Regions from separate parts of the Homo sapiens genome. Here region 2 is linked to region 1. Evidence: read pairs that join two places in POLR2A ChIA-PET (ENCODE). Cell type or tissue: Panc1. All regions are shown on one strand. Links, peaks and the distances in the headings refer to the core of each region. The heading gives the core; the rest is flanking DNA. Region 1 overlaps LOC105376375 (a long non-coding RNA gene). Region 2 has its middle 51 kb from the start of LINC00705.

Region 1 (5,388 bases), core at 246-5,245:
TAGGAATGATCCTCTAATCATCCTGAGCCCCAGCCCTCTTACGAATCTTTGAAGGGTGCTTGTCATTGTGGCTTGGGGTGATGCCCATAGGAATGGGGGGGCATGTGGCTCTACTCCCCTGGGCCCTTTGGCGATGTTGCCCATGAGCCCTTGCCCTCCACTGTGCCCTCACAAACCCCAGCCAAGAACACCTTAGGAAGACAAATTTAAGGCTCTCCTCCCATTTCCTCGCTTGCCACCCTGAAATCATTAAACTCGTTCTTTGCTGCAGTCCTTGCTGTCTCAGTGTTGGACTGTTACTGCATGCACACCTACTGGTTCTATGACAGAGCCAGAGATGATCATGAGATTCTGACTTCTCTGGAAATATGAAGAAATTCAGGAAATAGCAGTGAACTGTCTACCCGACCTGAACTTAAGGGTTAAGCCAATTTTTCTAGGCTATTGTTGATGTTTGGATTGCAGATAAAGTGAAATATATCCAGCAGATGCATATTGCTATTCAAGTGGGGAATCAAGAAGAGCTGATCAATCTTTAAGTTGTGACATGAACGGGCCCACTAGTGGGGAGCCACACGGGCTTTGGACTAGCCTCTGCTCTTCCTGTGTGAGCCATTTGGGAGGTATCTGCTGAGGTCCCCAGTGAGACTTGCATCTGCTGGGCCCAGCACCCTTGTTTTCCTCAGTCCCCACCCCAGCCTGTGCTGAGTGTTGGTGTCCTGTGCTCAGCGTTCTGCTCTTGCAGCCTGGCACATCTCAGTTAGGTGCCTCATCCTGTGGAAAAGGCTCCATCAGCTTAAGTGACCTCCCAAATTGGAAATTTCATTTGGCCAATACTGATGGGTGGCAGCCCAGGTCACAAGACTTAGAGCCTAATGCAGCAAGGCCCAGTCCAATCAGTTAACTGCCAAGGAGACCCATAGCTCTTGTCCCCAAAGCTTGCAGCCACATGTCCTGGCCAAGCCAAAACACCTCCCTCTCTTTCTTTTGTGTCTAGAATCTGATGTCTTCTTTATTTCTAAAAGCTCTTTGCCAGTGCACTCAGATTTTGTAGCATGGAATTGAAATTGCATAAATCAGGGAGACCTGAAACAGCACCAGCTCTTCTGAAGCACAGTGTAACACAGAGAGCAGAGCACAGCCCCTGGTGAGCATCCAGCTCCTGGGAGAAAGGAAAGGACTCTCACTTCTCTCCTCTTCTTTCCTGAAGGTGGAAGGGGCAGGGCGGGGAGATGAGGGTTGCAGTTGTGAAATGTTTTGCATCAACTCCCCAGCCATGGTGCCCAGGTACATGGTTAAATGACATTCTGCATTTGCCTGTGAAGGCGTTTTCACATGAGACTCACATTAAAGTTGGTGGACTTTGAGTAAAGCACATTGCCCTACCTAATGCTGTGGGCTTCATCCAACAGAAAGAAAGGCTGATCGTCCCCTGAGTGAACAAGAAGGAATTCTGCAAGCACACAGTCTTCAGACTCAAACTGCAACCTCAGTGCTTTCCTGGGTCTCCAGTCTACTGGCCCACCTTGTAGATTCTGAACTTCTCAGCCTCTATAGCCTCTATAGTCATATGAGCTAATTCCTTAAAATGTATAAACCTCTTTACACACACACACACGCACACATATATTACATATATACATACATATGTAATATATATGTAATATATATGTATATATATATGTATTACATATATAAGTATTTAAAAATGTGTAGGAGGTGGATATATGTAATATATAGTATATATATACACACATATATACACAATAAACACACATATATAGCATATCCTATAAGTTCTGCTTCTCTGACTAATATGAGAGGGCAGGGCTGTTAAGCTAATGCATCTCCCTGCACATTGAGAGAGAAGTTCCGTCTCCTTGCACTCCTGCTCCTCTAGGAGAAAGTGTCCACATCCAGGATTGTCAACTTCTTCAAAACCAAGCAAATCAGAAGAAAAAGCAACAAAAGACAAGCCAGAATAAACCCAAAAACTGATGAAAAAGCTCACTGTCTTACTTATCATCAAACAGTATTAATACATGGGAAAGAAACACATAGATTTCCCACAGTTTTTCTAATAAAAAGAATAAGATGATCATTCTGTAGTTTTTAACATGCCTAAACATGAGGTCTGTAATACTTTGGATGAAGGGAACTACTAATACCTTTCCACAGACCTCAAGTAGGGTGACTATAGCTCATTTGGTATCATCACTTAAAAATACATATGATTACTGAGCCAATAATATATTATAAAATATTATATTAAAATAAAATATTCTAAAAATATAAGATTAGTGGTCTGCGAAGGGCTCACCCTGCTTTCTTCAGTCCATTCCAGACCACCCTCATCTCCATCCAATCTCCATTTCCTCTGGCCTCACCCGTGCATCAAGCATCTAGCTGGCACCAATGAGCGCAGCCTCGACCCCCTAATTCAGCCATCCCATAATTAGCTTTGTGGTCTTTCCAAACCATGATTCTTGCCACACAGCTTCATGCAGCCCTGACCCCATGCTAGGAGTCTCCAGTGCCTTCAGGATGGAAACCCTAAATCTTTAGCAGATGTCCAAGTCCTGCCTTCTAGTCACTATCAGTTCCCAGTGGGACCCTCCACTCTCCTTTCTCACCATTTGCCACCTTGAATTTTATGCCCCAGCCACTTGGAACTGTGAACTGCTGCCTTAAATAAGTGTGTTTTTGATGAGTTCACACCTTCTCCGATGCTGAATTTCCTCCTTGATATTCCCATCCACCTCCTACACATTTTTAAAGCTACCTCCACATATCACTGCCTTCAGGAAATTATCTTCCCAGTCTGGATTAGTTGCACATTTTTGAATCTCTGTATCCCCAACACCTAGCACAGCACAGTGAATATAAAACTATAAAAGACACACAAAGATGTTTACTAAATTATTTGATGAATAGAATTAGAATAATTTTATTCTGCATGGTTCAATACAAAGAAAAAATTAATTATTTGATTTAGAATTACCTATTAACCAACAAGACATTTTTAGCTTCTTTAAATATAATTTGATATCGTTCCACTTATCTGAGTATTTCTCTGCGTAATGGAAATAATTATTATTGAATAGGAAAAAAAACTGCCTTGGCGCTTACATTTGTCCTGGAAAAAATAGCATTTCAAGAACCATTATTCATATTGTACCATAAAATTACTATAAATGCAAGTCTTGTTCAGTAAAAAAAGCAACTCTATTTAAAGAAAAATAAAAATAGCTGTTGTTTTGGAACTGTCTCACCTGCCCAGGAAAATAGAACTTCTCTCTCTAAGCACCATCCTTCATAACTGTTGTCAGATCAGTCTTTAAAGGTTAGATTTTTAGAAAGCAGACATCTTTTTTGTTTGTTTTTCTTTTTAAAATAATATTTATTTTATTATTTACATAGCTTTAGGGGTACAAGGGCCATTTGGTTACACAGATGAATTGTATAGTGGTAAAGTCTGAAATTTTAGTGCATATACCACTGTCACCCTAGTGGTATATACTGTACCCAATATGTAGTTTTTCTCCCTAACCCCCGCCCTCCACGCTTCTGGGTCTCCAATGTTCATTAACCACCCCGTATGCCCTTGCATGCCCATGGCTTAGCTCCCATGCAGTGTTTGGTTTTCCTTTCCCAAGTTACTTCATTTAGAAAAATAGCCTCCAGTTCCCTCCAAGTTACTGCAGAAGACATCATTTCATTCTTTTTTTATAACTGAATAGTATCCATAGTGTGTATGTACCATATTTTCGTTACCGCTCATCAGTGGATCGCCGATTAGGTTGGTTCCCTATCTTTGCAATTGTGAATTGTGCAAAAGCAGGCATCTTAAAGGCAATACATGCAGTGAGCGTCTACCCCAGGTCACAACTGCTAAACAAAAAACTCTAGTGTGTGAGTTAAGAGACTCAGTTTTCATGCCTGATCAGCTTTGTGACACTGGAGAAGTCTCCTGCTTCCTACGTTAGGCGAGGAAACTGAGATGGGGTCGAATATAAGGTCTTCTCTGGAAAGATGTGTAAGATTTCCTGACTTTGGAAAACCTGCTTTGTTTTCTCCAGAATGAGATGTGGTAACCCATAGCAATGAACAACAAAATAACAAGTGGGAAGGGGCCTAATGTTAGAGAGACTTCTGCGTTTGTTGATTCAAAGCTTGGGAAATCTGTACTACTACTGCACTCCAGTAACAGAAATCAGCTGATTCATATGCACCTATTTATCCTGAAATCTAAAAGACACGAAACCATTAGAAACACTTTATTCACCATATAGCTCACAAGAAAGCTCAACAGATCGTCTTACTTTTTCTGTTCTCTTATTGAGACTCATGTTTACCATTAGCAGATTATCCAATTATGTTGTTTTAGGCAATATTTATTGCCAGCTATACATAAGTACTGTGAGGCAATCTGATAACAAAGCTAATAATAAGAAGGAGAATTTACCTTCCAGGGCCCCATAGTCTAGGGCTGGGGGTAGACAATACCTGACCTGAACTTGAGAGGGATGCATCCCTATATTTTATAATCTATTGTCTGGCCACTTATTACTTTAAGACTGTTGCAAAGAAACTAGAGGCATTTGACAATTTCTGTAAAATATTGCTATCAGATAGTGTTAGGTGAATACTCACAGGCCATCATGAGCAAGAGTCCACACAGTCAACTCCCTGCAACCCACAGGTGGCAGCTGCCATCACCTGTTCACCCTAAATTTAAGGGTAGTGCATTCCACACCTGTAACTTTTGCTTCCTTGACATTTAGAGTTTTCTAAATATAAGAGTAAACCAAATATTTTTTGTTTACAAGATTAATAGTTTTTAAACATGTTTTGTGAAAATTGAGGAGAGATTTGGGAAGACAGATGTGTATATTCTCAGTATGTTTTAGCCTCCTGAGCCCCCAAGCATGAATATATGAGGCTTCAAAGAGAAGAAAAATGAGAACGTGTCTTTTATCTTTGCTAATATTCAATTAAGTAGATCAAGTGAATCTTGAATCTTTAAGTATATACGATGCTAATATTTTAATTTCTTTCAACACATTTATTCTTGATCTTGGATTCCTGTGAGGACTTAAAGAAAACCAGTGACACTCACTCACTCAGACTTGGAACCACCTAAGAGATAAATGCAGAGGTTTGGTAGAGGGAGATAAAAATATCAGCCTTATTACTGCTATGGGGGAAGATATGGCTGAGGACTGCAGTACTAGGGACTTCTGAACAATGAGCCCTAGAACTAGGAGACCCATCCTCCCAGCCATAGGTGTCTGTGCTACCACCGGGCTCCCTTCCTGGAGCCTGGGGTCTTATTGTAAATGCACAAAAGCCAAGAGTCAAGAAGAAACAGCTTGCAGAGAGGTGAAT
Region 2 (5,388 bases), core at 230-5,229, 110 kb before region 1:
TATAACTTTAAGATTATCTCAAAACAAAACATTATTAAAAAGAGTTTGAGCAAGGAGACTTTTTGCCCTGCCTCCTGTAAACTAAAATTAAATCCTAAGGCCCCCACTGACTGTGTGGGCCCCCTCTTGGCCAAGGAGACCCCAGATAAACATTAAAACTGAGTTCCTCCCGTCATGACGGAACGGGAGGTCAGAGGACTCATTATAACACTCTCTTTTGCTGTGTAGACAAAACAACTGACCAGCATTAATGTTAAAATAGAGATCATTATAAGACTGACAGAACAGAGTCCTTTTGGCAATAAGATACCAAACTCCAAACAGGACCTAAGGCCGTGTCAGGCAACGGTTAAGTCACACAGCCCACACTTGAATAATAAACTGTGTTCTCACTGCTACAGGGTTTTAATTTTTCTCCAGCAGCTAAATAAGCCCTGGCCTGGAGACAAGCAATAGTGAAACAATTTGCAGCCCACAGATGCTGCTTAACTGAGCCCTGTTTCATCAGCCATGACCCCAGCTTTGATTGGACAAGAGACTAATTTCAGTAACTTTCTCCAGCTAAGATCATCCACCATGGACTGATTCTGGGCGGTCTACAATCTCTGTAGAGAGAACCAGAAGGCTCAGAACCACTCATGGGCCTTCGTGTCCCGAAAAGATCTTTTGACATATAGGGCCTCATTGTAATATGTTGTCTCTACCAAAAGTGAACATGGGTTGTATGTAACATGCACATTTGCCCATTAAGCATGTGTCAGCACTCCCTTCATGAATATTCATAGCTCTTCTTCTTACCTGTTGAATATGTATGTTTAGCCAATGTGTTCAGCATAAAGCTCCTGCCCAAACCTCTCCTCCTTCGAAGTGCCTGTCTCCGGCCTTGGCTGGAGGCTGTGCTCCCCAGCCTGTGAGACAGCCACCTTGTAGGCTGTAACCCTTTACAAGAAATAAAGTCTCCTCCTCTCTTTTTCTAAATTTATACACACCCAATTTTTTTAAAATTAACTCTCCCCAGCCCTATCTGCTCTGAATTGTATGTGGCTATGGGATTTATCTATTTCTTAGACTTTTGAAAATATTCTCTTTTTATTTTCTAATGTAATTTATATAAATATATTTTCTCTCTTATGAAATCAGTTTTGACATTTGGTATTTTGCTAGAAGTTTAGCCATGTTACCCATATTTTCAGATATATTTGCATAGCATTTAAATCTTATAATTACTTTTCTGAGACTTTATCCCCTTTAACATATCCCTTTTTATCTTAACTAAGTGATTTATTGCTTGCTTTTATCCCAAAGATATTTGGAATATATATATTGGTCATCGCTTTTTCCACATTTGTGTTCATTAACTTTTGCTTTCATCTTTATTTCTTTCTTTCTTTCTTCTGCTTTCATTGAGTTTATCTTCCAATTTCCAAAGTCTTTAAGAATAAATATTTAATCCATTTATGACTTTTGTTTTATTAATAAAGAAAATAAAGCATTGATTGTCCTCTGGGAATTGAATTAATATAATTTCTAGATAGTTTAATATTTCTTCTATGAGTTCCTTTTTGACCTCTTGAGTTGTTTAAAGAGACATTTTCTTCCTTTCCTTCTCTTTTGAAAAATTAGCAGATGACGGTTTTATTTATTTCTAGTCTTGTTATTACCGTGTTTAGTTTGATTGCATTGTTATAGATAAAGTTGGTTATGCCATTTCTTTATTTTTGACAGTTTTTAAAATTTTCTTTATGGCTGTATTAGTCTATTCTTGCATTTCTATAAACACCTGAGACTGGGTAATTCATAAGAAAAGAGGTTTAATTGGCTAGTAATTCTGCAGGCTGTACAGGCAGCATGGTGGCTTCTGCTTTTGGGGAGGCCTCAGGAAGCTTTCACTCACGGCAGAAGGTGAAGTGGGAGCAGGCACATCACATGGCGAAAGCAGAAGCAAGAGACAGAAAGTGAGATGCCGTTCCTTTAAACAGCCAGATCTCCAGAGAACCACTCACTATATGGTGAAGACAGCACTAACAGCATGGTGCTAAAGCATTCGTGAGAAACCCTCCCACGTGATCCAGTCACCTGCCACCAGGCTCCTCCTCTGACACCGAGTATCACAATTCAACAGGAGATTTGGGCAGGGACACAGATCCAAACCATATCAATGGCATATATGATATAATTCTTTAGGCCTGGTGCAGTGGCTCATGCCTGTAATTCCAGCACTTTGGGAGGCCAAGGCAGGTGGATTACTTGAGTCCAGGAGGAGCTTGAGACCAGCCTAGGCCACATGGCAAAAACCTATCTCTACTAAAAATAGAAAAATTAGCCAGACATGGTGGCATGTGCTTGTAGTTCCAGCTACTCAGGAGGCTGAGGCAGGAGGATCACTTGAGCCTGGGAAGTGGAGGTTGCACTGAGCCAAGATCACATCACTGCACTCCAGACTGGGCAACAGAGGCAGACCTTGTCTCCAAAAAAAAAAAAAAATTTTGTGTGTGTGTGTGTAGATTTTTAATAGGATTTGAAAGAAGTTGCATTCTCTAAAAAATATGTTTAATATAATCAATTTAATTTAATTTAGTATTTAAGGCCACTATGTTTTCATCCGTTTATGACCACTTAAGCTGTCATGAAATTCAGCATCAATTAAATTCTCATAGCTAATACATTCACATCCATTTATTGTTAAATTATCTGTCCTTTTTAAAATAAGTATCAGTGATCTATGGAAATCTATAAATGCTAAATTTTCATTTCGTATTGTATTCTAATCATTACAAAGTGTCTGCCCGGGATCCTTTTAGTAGTATGTTGCCCAAACTTGCAGGATTCAGATGATTGGTTGGTGATCCCAGTTGCTTTGTAGCTGATATTGTCATGGCAATAGCTGTGGTTGTTGTTGGTATATCTAACATGCCTGTTTGCATCTCCCCATGTTTCTAACTTTTGACTTTTCTCTTTGTTTTAGATATGTCTCTTGTACAAAACATAAACTGAATCATTTGCCAAGTGTGTTCTATATTTTGAAATCCTTATCTTTCAAACTTGCAAATGTGAGTTTTCCTTTATACATATATCAATATTTTGGATATGTTTCCTTTCATTTTTAACACTGATTTTATATTCTTTACATCATCACTTCAAGATGACTTTTTATTTGTGTTATTTTTCTTATGATGTCTTCAGAATTTCTCCTGATAATTTGCACATTATTTCTGCTTCTCTACATGCGAAAGAATTGATATTTTTTCTTCCTTCTACTCCTCTCCCTCACTTCCACTCCAAATTTATTTTATAATTTAATAATTGACAAAGTCATACACATGAAGCTACTGCCAAATGATGCAAAAACTCACAATCTTAATCACTACACAATACTTCCTCTGACATAATTCCAGTGCATATTTGATCTCTCTGTATCAATTAGACTGCTTTTGGCTGTAACATAAAGTCCTCTATCAAGGAGTTTGAGCAAAATGGAAATTTATCATCATACATAATTTAAAAATTCAGTGACAGTAACTTCAGATGTAATCAACTTCAGTGGGTCACCAACTTCATATTCTTCTCTTCTTTTCATTTTGTGTCTTTAGCATCTCCGCCAGTCCACAGAGTAACTTTCTTCATTACACTATTGGATAAACAAAGCCCTACATGAATGTAAGTTTAGAAACTGTAAGGCATATTTCAATTTCCTTATAACTTCTCTCATTAAACTTTTCTAAAAGATAATTTTTGCCATTAAAATGCATTGTAGTCATTAAAAAACATTTTAGTCATTGTTAAAGCCTTGGTTTTTTTTTATTATTTTTAGGAATAGAAATTTTTAAATATGTCATGTTAATTACAAAAGAAAACTGACAGACACGTATTTCACACTAACATATTTCCAACAAAAACATTTTATCATTGTAAGTAATTCCCTCGAGCCTAAAGATTACAAACTATATATAAACACATCTTAGTTTAGTAAATTTGACAGCAGGGAAGTCTTTAACTTTTTGTTTTGGGTGGCAGAAAAATATAACAGTTATTTGTCACTTATAAATGAAGAACAGTCACGTTTTTGAGTAAGTTATTTGTCTCAACTTGATTAGTTAGCAGATATATTTTTGGTTTTGCTCCCTAAAAATAAATGTTGCAATTTTTTAGCTAACATGAGGAAAAAAATTACACTACCACATAAAGTGTAAACAAAATTATTTTACATTCAAAGGATTTTCTTTGCAGCTTCCCTTTAATTAAAGCTGATCCCCTGCTTCTAGGAGAGCACACATTACTGATATAACACATTCCTTGATCAAAAAGAAGTTTAAATTATTTTGTACTTACTTTACTATTTAAAAGAGGAAAGCATACTTTTTTTTTTTTTTAATTTCTCACAGGCTTCATATCCAGAAGAAAGAGGGAATCTCTGTGTCTTTTTATAGGAGTAAACAATATTTTAAAGGCTTTTTGCTAGGGGACTCAGGCTAGCCTGGAGGTTGGAACTGAACGCCTTCCCCACTGCTAGCAGGGAAGAGGGGTTTCCTTTGTTCCCATTTGAGGAGAATTTACTGCCAGTGTAGCAAGGCACCGTCATGGCTAGCAACAGTTGGTCTGGTCGCAGGTGAGCCGAGATAGTGATTGGTAACACCCTCCATCCTTAGGACACCCAGAGGGCCACGAACCCCACCACAGACGCCTTACCTGATTGCCCAGTGCTTTGTACAATTCTCTTAGTTTATTTTTATTTTTTAGATACTTAAGGTTTATATGATATTTTGATATATTTATCTATATATACCACAGTCAAACAAACTAACATGCCCATCATCTCATAGAGTTTTCTTTCTCTTTCTTTGCTCCTTTTCCTTCCTTCCATCCTTCCTTCCTTCCTTCTTTTCTTTTTCTTTCTTTCTTTCTTTCTCTTTCTTTCTTTCTCTCTTTCCATCCTTCTTTCTTTCTTTCTCTTTCTTTCTTTCTCTCTTTCCATCCTTCTTTCTTTCTTTCCTTCCTTCTTTCTTTCCTTCCTTTCTTTCTTTTTCTTTCTTTCTCTTTCCTTTTTCTTTCTTTCTCTCTCCCTCTTTCTTTTTTTTTTGAGTACCTAAAATCTACTCTCTTGGTAAAGTGCCTGCACACAATACAGTATTATTAACTACTCTCCTCATGTTGTACATTGCATCTCTAGACTTCTTCATAGGCTTTGGAAGCCGATAGTTTTGAAAGAACAGCATCATATTATTCAGCATTTCAGAGAGGCCCCCATCAAAAACGAAATGCTCTGTTAGCCTCTGGGCGTGCTGCCAGCTGAGGGCCCCAGCTGAGCACCCAGGCCATGGAAGAAAGCTGCCTTGCCCAAGCTCATGTCCCCTCCCGGCGCAGTCCACGCCTGATGTCGGCTTGATGTGG

The links. ChIA-PET counts read pairs that join two places held together with the same protein. Peaks named below come from ENCODE experiments on the same cell type or tissue, not always from the same donor. Only the 100,000 strongest peaks of a DNase experiment are listed, where the experiment ranks them.
Region 2: POLR2A ChIA-PET joins it to region 1 with 8 read pairs; 1 of 35 experiments calls an interaction of 5 or more read pairs at or near these places.

Annotation. Positions count from the first base shown.
Region 1 is chr10:4,712,581-4,717,968 of GRCh38, forward strand. All of the region lies in intron 2 of LOC105376375 (a long non-coding RNA gene), which reads right to left. All of the region lies in intron 2 of LOC107984197 (a long non-coding RNA gene), which reads left to right. Among named protein-coding and RNA genes, the nearest start is that of MANCR, 37 kb to the left of the region's middle. In Panc1, for the core only: no CTCF peak of the experiment used is centred there; no DNase peak of the experiment used is centred there; H3K27ac peaks cover 2,291 bases.
Region 2 is chr10:4,602,491-4,607,878 of GRCh38, forward strand. No RefSeq gene overlaps it. Among named protein-coding and RNA genes, the nearest start is that of LINC00705, 51 kb to the right of the region's middle. RefSeq lists an enhancer at 4,886-5,386. In Panc1, for the core only: no CTCF peak of the experiment used is centred there; no DNase peak of the experiment used is centred there; H3K27ac peaks cover 1,175 bases.